Regions from separate parts of the Homo sapiens genome. Here region 2 is linked to region 1. A link is a loop called in an ENCODE intact Hi-C map of the cell type or tissue named here. Cell type or tissue: A673. All regions are shown on one strand. Each heading gives the region's core, and the rest is flanking DNA. Links, peaks and the distances in the headings are about the cores only.

What was found. Peaks named below come from ENCODE experiments on the same cell type or tissue, not always from the same donor. Only the 100,000 strongest peaks of a DNase experiment are listed, where the experiment ranks them.
Region 2: it touches region 1 in a loop (1.8-fold over the local background); 1 of 110 quality-filtered maps calls a loop at or near these places.

The regions. Positions count from the first base shown.
Region 1 is chr9:123,861,973-123,864,890 of GRCh38, reverse strand. The region is part of intron 2 of DENND1A (DENN domain containing 1A); the gene reads left to right. Among named protein-coding and RNA genes, the nearest start is that of DENND1A, 67 kb to the left of the region's middle. RefSeq lists enhancers at 938-1,479, 1,480-2,022. In A673, for the core only: no CTCF peak of the experiment used is centred there; DNase peaks (open chromatin) are centred at 1,300 and 1,490; H3K27me3 peaks cover 1,190 bases.
Region 2 is chr9:124,003,809-124,006,726 of GRCh38, reverse strand. It overlaps LHX2-AS1 (LHX2 antisense RNA 1), which reads left to right. Exons shown (of 2, transcript NR_135129.1): 2 at 1-450. Among named protein-coding and RNA genes, the nearest start is that of LHX2-AS1, 4.1 kb to the left of the region's middle. RefSeq lists an enhancer at 1,144-1,901. In A673, for the core only: no CTCF peak of the experiment used is centred there; no DNase peak of the experiment used is centred there; H3K27me3 peaks cover 2,500 bases.

The sequences.
Region 1 (2,918 bases), core at 186-2,685:
GTAGGCACTCAGTGTGTATTTGTTGGACCAATAAATGAGTTGACACAATTCCAACTGATTGCAGAGAACCTAGATATTTTGATTCATCTCCACAGTTTTATTGTTGATAAATATCTCATTTCCAGTAGGTTGAATGGCTACTCCATTTGCTGTATTGTTTTTTTAATGGAAATTCATGGGTAGGTCTAGGGGGAGGGCATTTATATTAGCGGCAGGAGTTCTGCTGCAGTTTTCTCTCCCGCGATTTTTCTGGAAGATGTTATTCTGCCTTTTCTATGAGCAGACGTGCTTAGGACGAAAAGTTTAAAGGAAGGCGCTCTCACATTCGTCTCCCTGGGCGAGGAATGCCTTTTCCTCCCCATTTACCAAGTGTCCATCAGACTTCCCACAGTACAATGAGGCATTTACCCCGGGCCTCGGCGTCAGCCTGTACTTTTTACATTTTAGGCTTTTTCTGCCACCCCTGGGAAACTGCCCTGTGGTCTGGAATCATGGGAATTTGTGTCACTAAAAGCTGTTTCCCCACCCTCTCCTCTAGCAGAAGCAGTGTGTGTATACAGCAGGAAGAGCTTTGGACTTGGGTTTTAATTATGGCTCTGCAACTAATAGTGATCTGACCTTGGGGAAATTATTCATCTTTTTTTGGTTGAATTTTCTCATTTGCAAATAAAACTTGGATAATGCTTATCTTTTAGAATTGCCATGAGGATTAAATAAAATACTAATCATAAAATAATTAACAGTGCCTGGTTAGTTTTCTTTCTTCTGTCACATCAAATCATTGTTTTCCACTCTTTTAGCTTCTTGGCACAAAAGGACAGCTATATTATTTTTCATAGTGTAGAGGACTATAGAGTCTTTGAAACTCTCGATAATGATTTTCTGTGTGTTTTTTTTTTTTGAGTGAAGCAATATGGAGTTTTGTTAATATATTTTCAATGACATGGAAACAGTCCTTTAAAAAAAAAATCTCATATATTTAATTTAAAACTTTTCCAGACTATGAACCTAAAGTCAGGATCTTCGGATATAGTTCTTGTGCCCATACTCAGCTTCCTATAGAGGACATAGCATGTTTAAGCTTTGGGGAGAGAGAGAAAAATATATGTGTGGTGAAAGAGATATTTTAGCCTGCTTTTGTAACTTTAGCTTTGCTATGCAATGTGCCAAAAGTTATTTCTCCCTAGGGAGTGCCTCTTTCAACAGTTTGCGAAGGCAGCATAAATTCTCACTTGGTGTTCAAGGAAGATGGTAATACAATTTAGTACAACCAAAGTTGTTTTTTTTTTTTTTAACTTGTTAGAAACCAAAATGTGATTGCAGTGGCAAATTTGTCAGCACACTCGAGTTTAACAAGTGTTCGAAGGATTAGTAAAGGAAATGTAGTTTACTCTGCAGCTTTTATGACAAAGAATTTAAAAGGTTTTGCTCTAAGCCCCACCATGTGTTTCTTCCTTTTCTCCAAAACATACCTTTAAGTTGAAAAGAGAGATGAATCTCTTAGGGAGAAACTATTAACTCTGAGGGAGTTTATCATTGTTTGAGAGGAAGCAGAGCATTTACATTTGAATCAACTCTGAGTGTAGCTTGTGCCCTAATCTCATTCCTTCTAGAAGTTGGTGAGGAGTTTAAGTACTTCCTACTTTGTGTTCTGGTCCTCATAGTGCCATCCTAATTTTCCTGGGGATCATACATTTCGTAATTCAAAGTAAGCAAACTGGACACGGTGCCTTGGTTATGCATGGAAATATTTTCTGTAGTTGTCAAAGTTCTCTAAGTAGGGCCATTGGCCAGAATTGTCTCATTGTCATCGCACTTATTACCATGCTAAAAATGCTATAAAAAAGACCAAATACTACAGAAAGTTTGAAAAAGAGATAAAATATAAGCACCTCCATCACAATCCTATTTTCAAGTTTTGAAGATTCCCATTTGATGTATTTGCAGTTGAGGTACAGTTTAAATGAGAGAAAGCAAGATCTTAATGTTGACCACAAACATTTTCATCAGTTTTTCATGGCTGCATCAGAGTTTTATAGTTTGATCAACTAGCTCCTGATTGTTATACATATAAATCAGCTCCTTTAAAATAAGACCAGTTAATACTACTCTCTTATTTGTGGACTTCTGTGGCCAAATCTTTGGTACTGCCTTTTTTCGGGGGTGAGGGGTGGTGGATGGGAAGGAAGGTAGAGGAACAGAGAGAGGCTGACTGTGCCAAAGATAAACTATGTTACAGATGGAAATGTTTTTTTCTAAGTCCAAAATCTATAAGAAACCTTAAAGTGAGCCATTTTCTGAGATCAAAAATGTGTAAACTTGTGTTAGTGTTTTGCTCTGTGGTGAATGAAAGCACCACTACTTTTTAAAAAGCCACATTTATGGATCTTTAGGTTCTTTTAATACTTGCTTCTATGTTTTACTTTTTAATTTTACTTGAAGAACATTCTTCTGATGGAGGATTTAGGTCATGTTAGCTCAAAGAAAATAGAAACCATCTACCTAAAGACTTGGTGGGAGAAATTCTTTGTATTTGCTCTCATATCTTGTTAGACAGCTGTGTTCCGGACTCAGGACTGGATTTTGCTTTTGTAGCAGCTGTGAGATCCTCACCTTACAAACATAAAATGTTCCTGCTAAAAGTTTATTTATGTGACTAGGGACCATCATTGAAACCCATCCCAAAGAAATGGAATGTATATAATATACTTTATGGGTGTCAGATGAAGAACTCTTGTTGGAGCTAGTGTTTAATTAAACCCAATGGCCTTTAAGAATTAAAAAAAAATTTTTTTTTATTAGGAATTAGTACGTTAGAGCTTGGAAGTAGCTTATGTTCATTCCTTAGCGGTTGGGACAAGAATTTTGCTTTTGCTGAAAGAGCCTGTGTAGTATGGTACTAGCTTAAAATGATTTGC
Region 2 (2,918 bases), core at 276-2,775, 140 kb before region 1:
TGGAGGTTGGCAGCCCTTTTCCTCCCTCCTGCTTTTCAGTAGCAGGTATTAATATTGTATTAAATGTTATGAGAAAGTAAAGGCTGCGGAGAGGAATGTGCTCAGATGCAATTTTGTCAAGGTTTTTATCTGTGATTATGATTCCAGATGTAGAAACTCCCGGAGGAGGGAAATGAGGGGCTGCTGGCATGTGACATGTGTTTTAAGGTGTTTGGCAGTGTTTCTCAAAGTGGTGACAAAATGTTCAATTTTATTACAGGGAATTGGTAAAAGAAATATGAATACTAGGTCAGAGATTGTTCACCTCAGCAAAAGGATTTACCATTATTGATTAGGGTGCAGAAAGTATGTATCTAGGTCCTGCTTAAATCACATTGTCAACAATATAAATCTGTCAGATCAGATTTTTCTGAAAGAACAATTATAACAAAATACACTATAGCTAATTGCATCCCCTCACGGCTAATTTCCATGCAATGATGTAAATTTCCCTGGAAGCAAAACCAAAAAAGGTAAATGTTGCAAAAAGATGCCATTTTTTCCCCAACTGGTATAACTACAGTCATTTATTGACAATCATTTCTTTTTAATCTAGCCCAGAATGATATCCAGTACTAGTAGGGCCATTTTGCTAACCTGGTTGCTCTGCCAGCCTTTCAGGTTGAAGCACAAGAAAAACTAGCAACAAATTTCCTCACATAGGAAACCACATTTTGCTTAGAGGAGAATCCAAAAGATTTTGTATGGAAAAAGTGGGGACGGGGGAAGAGGAGGAAGCAGATGAACCCTTGACTGTCTGACAACTCATATTTCCATGCACTTGAGACTAAAAATTTTTCCTATCACAGCCTTCTTCATTCAAAGGCATCTCTGCCATCCTTCTCTGACAGCAGGACACCTCTAAACTCCATTTCTAAGCACAGGTTTCCCCATAAAGCTTTTATGAGCTTCCCATACGCTAACACCAATCGACTGGAGTGCCCAGCCAGCACTGACTGGAGTTGGGTTTGGTAAACATTTCTACATAACAAAAAAGGAGTTTTTAGCTAAAGATGCTGGACTTGGCTCCTCCTTGGGTTCTCAATCAGAGGACGAGGGTCTCTACCCACTTGCTGGAGCCACGCTTTACAGATCACCCCATGTCTAGCACACCCATTCAGCCCCAGCCTCTCTTTAGTCCAGGCTAAAGAATGTTGATTTGAGCTTCCCAGCCACTGGCACTATTTTACCATCACAAAGCATGCTAGGCTCCCAGCACAAAGTGCAACTTCCTAGGAAGTAAGACAATTCCTCTCCTAGAAGATGATGTAGGATGTGTTAGTTTTCCAAGGGGAACACTGAGGTTGCAGGGGAGGAAAAATGCCCAGTGTGACCACCATATCTCCCCCTACACTTTCAACAGGACCCCTCCCACACCCAAGTCCAACTTTCCACTGGTTTGATTAGCAAATCTCTCCTGCTTTTGGGAAGTTGGCATTGTCTCTTTAGGTGAGGAATGAGTCATTTCCCACACATGCTTCAGCTGAAGCCCAGTCCCTTGGCACCCCTCCCCAACATTTTTATTCTTCCATTAATTAAAACAACTAATGTCCCATTGATTATCTTTGCATGAATGAAAATCACTACAAGCCCTTGCAGGTATATGAGAAATTCTGTTTGCTTAAGTATTCACACTTTGATTTCCTATAGGCTAATTTTCTCAAGCATAAAGAAATTCAAACAAAACAAAACAAAAACAAAAACAAAATCTCCTGGCACTTTGCAATAAAATACAAATGCTAGTTGTAAAGAGCTTGTGCCGATCTCTTGCAGGAAGAAATGTTCAGATGGCCCTGTTTTAGTGCTGAGTTTTACTATCTGGTAATGGATTCTAGACAGTGAAGGCAAACATTGATAGGTCATCAGACTCAGGTTTTGAATTTCTGTTTGTGTTGAGTGAGATGAGCTCACCCAAATTTACTTTTAAGCTACCATGTCAGCCCTCGAAAGTAAAAAGGCAGGGGACAATCGACACTATTTAGAATTTCCCAGCTACTTGGCCATTTCAGCTTGCATCTCCATTTCTGGGGGCTGCCATAATTAGAGCGATCTATTTTGCATTTACTTCTCTTTGCAAGCACTACATTATTCACTCTTTCCTGTGCTTATTAAACAGTGCCACCTGCACCAAATTCAACAAAGCTCTTCCATCAGTCGGGCCCAGCGAAGGATCCCAGACCATATATTATCATTAATTGAAGCTCAGTTGAATTGTTGACGATAGAGTCAACAGCAAAAGCAACACATTTTCTAGGAGCTGTTTATAAAAATATTTTAAACAAAAAAAAATGCATTCTCCAAATCGTCATCTTTTACAAACTCATTTCATTCCTTCTGTACAGTAATTCAAGCAGCAATTAGCAAGTCTTTTAATTAATGAACTATTCCCTGTATGTCACCAAGGTGCCTGCAGCACAAATGTCCTCCTTCATAGGTACCAGCAGATGCAGTCGATAGTTTGTCCCCCAAAGCCTTAGAAGCTGACTACCTCGACAGCCCTAACACTAAAAAAAGGATGTGAAGAGCCAAAGGCAAGGCTGGAAAGCAGAGAACAATTTTCAGGAAAGTAGCCATGGAGAGTATGAATCCAGAGAAAGGGAAAGACAGGAGAAAGGGAACCAGCAGCAGAGGGGAGAGGCAGAATATGAATGTCTAAAGACATCCATGGCTAAAGAAAGGCACAGAAAGTTTCTGGCAAAGGTGGGATCATCTCTGAGCTTCAGCTACGTTATAAAGGTACCTTACATCCTAATGCTGATGATTTACACATTTTTAAGAGCCTCAAACCTCACTGTGGCTTGTTCTTTTAAAAGCTTCCTGCTTTGTTCAAAATACTGCTTATCTTTGGTATTGTCAACAGCTCTGCTCTGGGAGAGATT